Regions from separate parts of the Homo sapiens genome. Here region 2 is linked to region 1. The links are chromatin loops, found by intact Hi-C in ENCODE. Cell type or tissue: mammary epithelial cell. All regions are shown on one strand. Each heading gives the region's core, and the rest is flanking DNA. Links, peaks and the distances in the headings are about the cores only. Region 1 has its middle 85 kb from the start of PDCD6IP. Region 2 overlaps LINC01811 (long intergenic non-protein coding RNA 1811).

Region 1 (4,393 bases), core at 155-4,154:
GATTTTGGTGGCTCGCACCCAGGCCTTGCTGTTCAGGCCAGCACATGCTGACATGTCACCAAAGCTAATTATCCTGAAGGACCCTCCCAAACTCCTGGGAAATGGGCTTTTGATTCTGGGTCCCAAGAGTGAGGGTCTACCCTCTGCCCTTTGTGGGAGGCGGGGGCCTACCGGTGGGGGGCACGGTGAGGTTAGCCAGGCATACCGTCCTTGGGGATTGGTCCTGACAAGGCCACTGGGACATGTGGGGAGACATGGGACATTTCACAGGGTGTTCAGCCATCAAGAAATCTTGCAGTTGATGTTAATGGCTGAGGAGTGCTTGGGGGCAGGAATCCAGGGTGGGCCTAAGAGTAGTTGGTAGTACACCACTGGTGCTCCTTCCTAGGGGAGACTGCTGCCCTCTCTGTGTGTGCTTTCATGTGGAGTGGGGAAGGTGGTGCTTGTGCCGGCTGGGCAGTGGAGCATTTCAGACAAAGAGGCATGTGTTGAGGGGTTCAGAGGTGAGAAGGGGCAGCAGGCAGGAGACCTCAATTAAATGTAAAAAGCCTCAAGAAATTGTAAGCACAGGAGAGCAGTGGTCAGATGAGGGTTAGATAGCTCAGCAGGGAGAAGGAGTACATTTGGACTTGATGCGGAATTCCTTGGCAGATTAGAGGCTTATAGAGAGGGGTCTGGGTGCTCCATCCAGGGCGTCCTTTGTGGGCCATGGGTGCTGTGCTGTGGGAGTCACTATCTGTGGCTGTGGGGCCTTCAACTGACCTTCAGTCTTGCCTACTCGCTGCCTCTCCCAGAGGCACGGATACAACAGGGAGCCTCCCTGTGGACTGGCTTTTCTCCCCAAGCCGTGGGGACCCATGGGGTCTTCTGGGAGGCAGTGGTGGCCTCACCACCAAGCAGCCGTATGACTCTGGGCAAGACTTTTGCATCTAAGCCTCCATTGCCTCACTGTTGAAATGAGAGTAATAATCCCTTCTTGAGAGTGGTAGAAAGCTGAACAGACTGGCCCTGGTAGGTGCTCAGACACTTGGCTGTTTTAATTATTCCTAGTACAGGCAAACCTGCCCCCACCACCCCACGCTTGTGGAGACTTTGCTGGGTTTATTGGCCCTCCTCTGCCCCCAGTCCTCTCTACACTTTATTTTGCTGAAATTCACTTCAACAGGGGGATGTTCAGCCAAGACAGGACAGAAGCTGGTGCTCCTGACTTTTTTGGATTTGCTTCAGCTGGATACAATGTTTTGGGTTGACCATTTAATTCAGATTTCCTAGTTCTCACACACCTTGGAGGATTTTTCCCCGGAAATACTACGAAAGTGGTAACTTCGCCTCGTGTAGAGAGACTGCTCAATGAATAAATTAAGCTAGATTAGAACAGCTGGGTTTCACCAAGCCCAAGGGGCCCAGGAACAGAATTCAAAGGATCAGTGAACTAGAGGGCCAGGCATGGTGGCTCACACCTGTAATCCCAGCACTTTGGGAGGCCGAGGCTTCAACAGCTCAATGAACTAGAATGGGAGATTAGAGCTTAACTTTTGAAATTTAGAATTTCCTTCAGTTATAAATAGCAACAAACCAACCTTTGTAGTATTACCAGAAACTGAGACTTTATTTCTAGAAATCTCAGCTTTTCACATATTGTTACAGCTGCCACTGATTTCTCAAAATGTCATTTATGCCCATCATAAAGGAGCATATCATGAATTTATGGTAATTAGACCTGCCACTAGGTCTTGTTATTTACTGTGTTAAAAAAGAACATCTATCTGCATAGCCCCCACTTGTTTCATAATTGGATAAATTAATTGAAATGCAATTAGTTTTCTTTGTAATTATGAATTTCGGAAGAAGTCCATAGGCTTCTTCTGACACTAAAAAATTGATAAACTTCTAGACATTGGAGAACTGGAAGGATAAAGTGGCAATTCCCAGTTTAGCCACAAGAGGGAACTATTTCACAACTTATGTTTAGAAAGATCATAGCTGGGATTTTTCTTATTTCCTCTTAACTCGTTCTAAAATTGGTTCGAATTTTCTTCTTTACTGTTAGCAGTGTAATTGGGGTGCTGTGATGAGGCTCTGTAGCGGATACCCCGCCAAGAGCTGAAGCATCCCTGTCTCATGAACCCAGGAAGACGTGATATGAAAAAGTGAGTCTCCCAGGCACTAGATGAGAATGCCAAGTTTAGTGCCCCAGCTTGTTTGCTGTCTTCCCCCTGCCCCCTGAAACCTTGTAGAGCAGAGACGATACCTCCTTTTTTATTCTCATAGGAACAGTTCCTTCTTCAGGTTAGAAACACAGCTGAAGGTTTTCCACGAATACAGTGGCTGTTAGAAGAATGTGTTGTTTGTGTGTATGTGTGGGAAGGGGGCAGAGGCAGGGTTGGCGTGGGAGGGAGGGAAATGAGAGCTTTAGAGGTGGAGAGAGGCTGTGATCCTATAATAAAAACCCGAGGACCTGGCCAGGCCTTCCACTTGGTTATGCAGTGGTTGCCCCTAGGGCTGATTTTAATGGGAACAATTTCACACGTTCCCTTGTCGTTTGGCCACATCAGCACTTAGGTCACCGTATATATTTAAGTGCACAGAATTGAGGTCTTAGAGTGTCTAATTGCAAAGGGCGGCAGCCACTTTCACAAGTCAGCATCCTACGGAGGAGTAGCTCTGCAGTCCCTCACTTGCCCTGAAGTAGGTCAGGCTGGAGTAAATGCAGCAGATGTCCACGTGGGCGCAGTCGCGGCCACAGAACACAGTTCTGAGTTCAAACCTACTTGTGACTCCAAAATTAACATTTGTTACACTGTCTGCCTCTCTGGCCTTTAGGGATTGTTGCCTGTTTTTTTTGTCCCCCAATGTTAGTTATGAGCAACATTGAACAACTCACTGTTGAAAGCAGGGCTTTACAGGCTCCATCCTAAATGCTGGGGCCAGGAGAGAACCAGCCGTAAGTGCTGTGGATCCCTAGAGCTCACAGGATGCTTGGCACGTGTTGGGTAAATACAACCCCTCTGAATACGGTCCTTTCAGGTGTGTCTACCGTGTGACCAGCAAGTTGTTGATCTTCTCTGAGCCGCAGTTTCCTCATACATAAAACGGGAATTCTTTTACCTCAGGAGATTGTGGTGAGAAGTAAGGAAACAGATAGTATACACAGTTAGCACCGTGCCTGGCCATTGTTACTGAGGATCACAGCTTTGTTCCTTAAGCATATGGTGTGCATGGGACAGACAAATAGTAGCCAAGAGCATGGGCTGCTGGTGCATCCTGCCTCACTTTATGGCACTGGTGCTGCCAATAACCTGGTGAACTTAATAACTGCTCTTCATTAAAGTGCCAGGATTTATTTTGTGAGATGACAGTGTGACAAGTTGGTGCAGAGCATGGGCCCTGGAGCTGGATGGCCTGGGCTAAGTCCCAGATATGACTTATGGCTGCAAGACTTTAAACAAGTTCCTTAGTGTCTCTGTCTTTAGTTTCCCATCTTTAGAGTAGGGACCATAATGGTACTTTCTGCATAAAGTTATTATGAGTTAATGCATGAAAAGCACTAAGAATGGTCCCCGGCACATTAGCAATTACTCAAAATTATGAGCTATTATTATTACTGTTATTGTCCTAGACAACTTGCTAAACATTCTCTGATGACAAATTTCAAGAGTTGTGTGAATCTTCTAGACAGTCTAGACCAGTGGTCTCATGCTTCTGGAACCTGTTTCCTCAACATGCTAGGGTAGTGGGGTGAGGATGGGATGGGAATGGATGAACCTGGGTGGTACGGTGGTGGGGGTGATGGTGGAGGTAGTTGATCAGTGGCAGTGGGACTGTGGTGGTACCACGGTGGTGGAGTGATGGTTGGGTGAAGGTCGGGTGGTGTGATGATGCCTGGGTGGTTGTAGTGAGGTAGTTGTTGGTGCTGTGGTTGTTTCTGGGGTAATGGTGGTGTTGGTGGAATGATGTGTACTGGTGGTCGTGGGTAGTCATCATTGGTGGGGTGACGTGAGGTGGTGGAGTGGGTGATGGAGTGATGGTCAGGTGGTGTTGGTGGAATGATGTGGACTGGGGGTGGTGCATAGTTGGTACGGTGGGGTGGTTGGTGTTGGTGGAGTGGTAGGTCGGTTGGGGTGGCTGTTTGTGATGGTGGTGGAGTGATGGACAGGTAGTGTTGGTGTTGTTGATGGAATGATAATGAAGGGTTGGTGGAGTGATGAGGAGGTAGCTGTTGGTAGTGTAGGTTGGAAAATGATGATGGAATAGTTGGTTGGTGGTGGTGATGGAGCCGTAGGGGCAGCAGTTGGTGGTGGCAGGCTCTGGCAGTGGTGACAAGATAGGAGGAGCAGCGCTTCTCTCTGACTCCTTGGAGGCCATCCTTGCTGTGACCACCATGGTAGTGCCA
Region 2 (4,393 bases), core at 194-4,193, 500 kb after region 1:
GCTTTGTAGGCCATATAGTCTTTGTTATAACTATTAGTTTTACTGTTGCAGGACAAAAGCAGCCATAAACAATATGTAAACAAATGAGTATGACTGTGTTTCCATGAAACTTTATTTACACAACTAGGTGACAGACTAGATATGACCCATAGGCTTTAGTTTTCCAATCTCTGTTCTATAACATAGCTGAGATTAGAAGACACTGGAATAATATTTCTGAAAGTGTTGCTTTTAAGATTCTTAGCACTCACTGCTAAAGGGGAACCACCTTTGGTTACTGCCTGATTGAAACCTAACACTTTGCTTTCTTTTTTGCTTGGAACTGAAAATCCCATAGGAGAAAATCCAATAGGAGTTTCCAAGGAGACAGCCTGTGGGTTGGAGGGGTTGTGGTGGGGGTGAGATAGCACACAGCTAGAGTTGAGATGTGGGGAAAACTTGAATTGTTTGTTTGCCTTTCAGGTTCTTTTTGAGGGGAGTCTCTCTGATGCTTGGAATGAATCCTGCTGAATCAATGCTGATGCTTGGAGATCTTCAAGTCTTTTCCCTTTTTCCCATTGCTCATGATGTCTATATAACCTCCAAACATGCATCCCACTCCTCTGCCGAAAGACCATTTTTTTATATCTTCAGTGATGGTCTAGGCCAGGTTAATTGACTTTTCTTTTTTCTTAAGCCAACTAAAGTCCTCACCACAAATTAATGTTATGTTTTGACTGACTCATTGGGCCTGAACAATAATGTTATTTCTCGCAGTGCACTAAAAAGGGAGTAGAAAGGGAAAGGTGGATGTATTTCTTAATTTTCTGTAATCTAAGTACTGAAATCTCACTTTTACAACAAAGGCAGCTTTGATATAATTTTTGGAAACAAGCTTTCTGCTGAGCTGGTTGTGAAATCTCATTGGTTGGAGAGAATTCAAGTGCATGTCAGTGAGCACAGGTGCTGGAAGTTGTAGGTAAGGAGTCAGGAGTGCAGTCTACAGGTGCAGAAAAAAGATTTTCATGGAGACCCCCAGCTCTAAATGTAGTTGCTCAAAAGGTGGACTTTGCCATTCACTTATGTGAAGCCCTTTGAAAATCTGACATTTCTGTGGGCCTGTTAGTGGCGAGCCAGAGGGGCTTGCCAGCTTAGAGGTTAATTGTGCTAATTAACAGAAAGGACAGAGGCTTCAGAAAGTGCCTCTGTGGACTGGAAAATTTTCCCAATATTTCATTAGGGTGACTTTGAAAAGGTTGCAGGCAAATGGCACCTTTCACTTTAAAAATCTAAACCATGGCTTTTTAACCATTTTTAAAGTTTGAGTTTGAAAAGTCCACTTTTAGTGTTATTTAGAAACTCGTCCTATGGGAAGTCTGGAGGAAAGGAAAGACTACATTTTTAAGTGCATCATTCTCGCCTTTCATTCCTTTATGCTTAGCTTTTTATTTCTTGGCACTTATTTTAAAAGCCTTATTCTCTCCTCCTCCCAGTGCAAACCCACGCCATATCCCTGAATCTGTTGTGGAAGAACAGACTGGAAGACATCTGCCTCTTGCCTTATTTTTTTTAATTCCTCTAAATGATAGAGCCAAGTCTCCACACCAGAGCTCCCTCTCCCTGAACAAACCAAATGGTGGCTGTTGGCAGTGCATTGACAGCTTGTTAATGGAGGAATCCTTGACAGTGTGACAACCTGCCTGGGCTGCCGCGGGAAGCCAAATCCGCCCCCACACAAACCCGAGTAATTAACAGGTGGGGAAAAATAGCAAGTAACTGCTGCTGAGGAGAGGAAAAATAGTCAACCTAGTGAATTATGTATATTAAAGTATAATATCTCTTTTGCAATCCCTTTCCTAGTTCTTACTAGCAAGCTCTACTGGAAAGTGGTTTGACTTTGGAGTCAGGTGAGCCTGGATTTGAATCAAAGTTTGGCCACCTACTGGCTGTGTGTGACTTTGGGAAAATTCCCTTCACTGAACCTCCATTTGTGATCAGTACTGTGGTCAGATACTATTTGTGAAGGCACAATTATAGATGCCACTTATCGGTGTTCAATTGTCAAAACCTCTTTTTATGATGATGGATTTGCCAAATTGTTCTTGTAGTTCTGTCAAGTTTTGTTTTTTTTTAATATCGTGAGGTAATTTTTTGGTTCATTAAGTTTGAAATTGTTATTTCTACTTGGCGAATTGGGCCTTTTATCATTAGACAGTGACTTCCTTTTTCTCTAGTCATACTTTTCGTCTTGAAATTATTTTTTGTGATGTTATTTTATGTGCTGATATATATACACACACACACACACACATGCACACACAAACACATATATATATATTCCATTTATTTGATAGTATTTCTGTGCTTTTAGGTTTCATGAGGTTAGGGGTATAGGATGAAGGGTATAGAGAAGGGGAGGGCTCTGGTTACCTATTGCTTGGTTAAGGCGTCCACACTTGTTGGGCTGACTGTCTAGACATCCTCTCTCCCAGCTCCCTCAAACCCAAAATATATTTGCATGAATTCCAATAAAGAAATCTTCTCAGAGAAGCATGTGCTGGTACCACCCACACCAGCTGGAACATTTTTCTCTCAGCTCTGACCTACACTAGAAAATACGTGGAAGGAATTTTTCAAAACTTAGATCTGTAGCTCTTGATATAATACCAGGGGCTAAAATGAATTTAGGAGACATTCAAGGCTGTTTAAAATAGTTATTTTCAAGCTTTCTTCAGTCTTAGATCTCTTTGTGAATGTGATGAAAGCTCTGGACTCTTGCCTCAGGAAAAATGCAAAAACACAAGATTTTCAAACTTTAGCTGATCCTATTTTTATGTCCTAAAGTTCCGGAGGCTCCAGGTAAAAGGGCCGCTATTTAAATACTCATGTTGCAAACATTAAGGGATAAAAGGCAGGATGGAAAATTTAAACACATGCAAATATATTGGTCAGAATGGTGGACTGTGCAGTCCTGGCAGAAAATTTGCTGCCTATTCTTTTCTAGGGTGGGCTCAGATTTATCAGTGAGGCCATGCCCTGAGCAGAATTGCCCTGTGGCAAAGGAAACCTGAGCTGAGGACTAAATGAGAAAGTCCAGAACCGGTGAATGCACATGACCCCAGCTGAAAGTCTCTAGGAAACATCCCCCCAAGGAGGGCTTCATAACCCAGGGCTCACTGAAGAAAATTCCAATTGAAGATAAGCTGAGGAGAAAATATCACAAAACACTGAAAAACACCACTATGAGAGGTAAGTCTAGCAGATGCAACAAATAGAGCGTTCATGCCCAAGAAAGTAGAAGTAATAAAATCAGCTGAAAAAGTACTTTAATATAAGTATGTTGAAAATATTGAAAGTTTAAAAAAGGATAGAATCCATAAAAATGGAGATAATGGAAGAGGACGGAAAAACTTGGGGAAAAATAGCTAGTTTCAGAAACAAAAAATATTGGTATGGGTATGGAGGAAACTTTAAGGACACTTTAATCAGCAGACTACACAGGATTAAGAAGTGAATAAGTAAAACAGAAAGATTATCAGAGGAAGTCATCCAGAATACAGCAGAGATAGAAAAAGAGTTGAGGGCTAAGAAAGAGAAGTTGAAGAATGGAAGAATTTGAAATTTCACCCTAGACACACAGTAATGAAATTACAACATTCATGTATCATGGGAAAGTTCTAAAAGTTATCAGGCAGAAGAGACAGATTATTTTAAAAAGTCAGTATCAGACAAAAGGCAGACTGTTGTTATCAGTAATAGATACCAGGAAATAAACAGGAAATAAATAAAAATATCTGCAGGGCACTGAGGCAAAATTGTGTGAATACATATCTTACTAATGCAAATGATGCAAAAACCAAAACAAACCAAAACAAAAACTGAACACCTGCTGGAAATGTGTTCACGTTGAATTCATTCTGGTTGGTTAAATTTAAAAAGACGATTATTTTTATCTCAATATTTCTGTATTGTTCACATTCCGTGTAATAAACATGATTTACTTATGTAATAAAATGAATATTAAAAAAACAAATAATCTGAGTTGAAATTATAGGAACTTTGTTCATGTCTGTTCAAATTAAGCTCATTCTTTAAGGCTTAGCTCTAATAACATTAAACATTTTTATTAATATATAATGTTTGTACCTTTTCATGGTATAGATGTAGTATTTTGCTACATGCATAGAATATGTGATGATCAAGTCAGGGTATTTATAGTAATCATCTTGACTATTTATCATTCCTATGTGTTGGGAACATTTCAAGTCCCCTCTTCTAGCAGTTTTGAAATATATAATATATTTTAAAAATTATAGTCACCCCACTCTGCTATCAAATATTGGAACTTATTTCTTCTATTTAACTGTACGTTTGTACCCATTAACCAATCTTTCTTCATGCTCCCACTCCCAAA

The links. Peaks named below come from ENCODE experiments on the same cell type or tissue, not always from the same donor. Only the 100,000 strongest peaks of a DNase experiment are listed, where the experiment ranks them.
Region 2: it touches region 1 in a loop (10-fold over the local background); 4 of 110 quality-filtered maps call a loop at or near these places.

Annotation. Positions count from the first base shown.
Region 1 is chr3:33,881,689-33,886,081 of GRCh38, forward strand. No RefSeq gene overlaps it. Among named protein-coding and RNA genes, the nearest start is that of PDCD6IP, 85 kb to the left of the region's middle. In mammary epithelial cell, for the core only: a CTCF peak has its summit at 1,929 (motif pointing right); no DNase peak of the experiment used is centred there.
Region 2 is chr3:34,386,429-34,390,821 of GRCh38, forward strand. The region is part of intron 6 of LINC01811 (long intergenic non-protein coding RNA 1811); the gene reads left to right. Among named protein-coding and RNA genes, the nearest start is that of LINC01811, 230 kb to the left of the region's middle. In mammary epithelial cell, for the core only: a CTCF peak has its summit at 1,907 (motif pointing left); no DNase peak of the experiment used is centred there.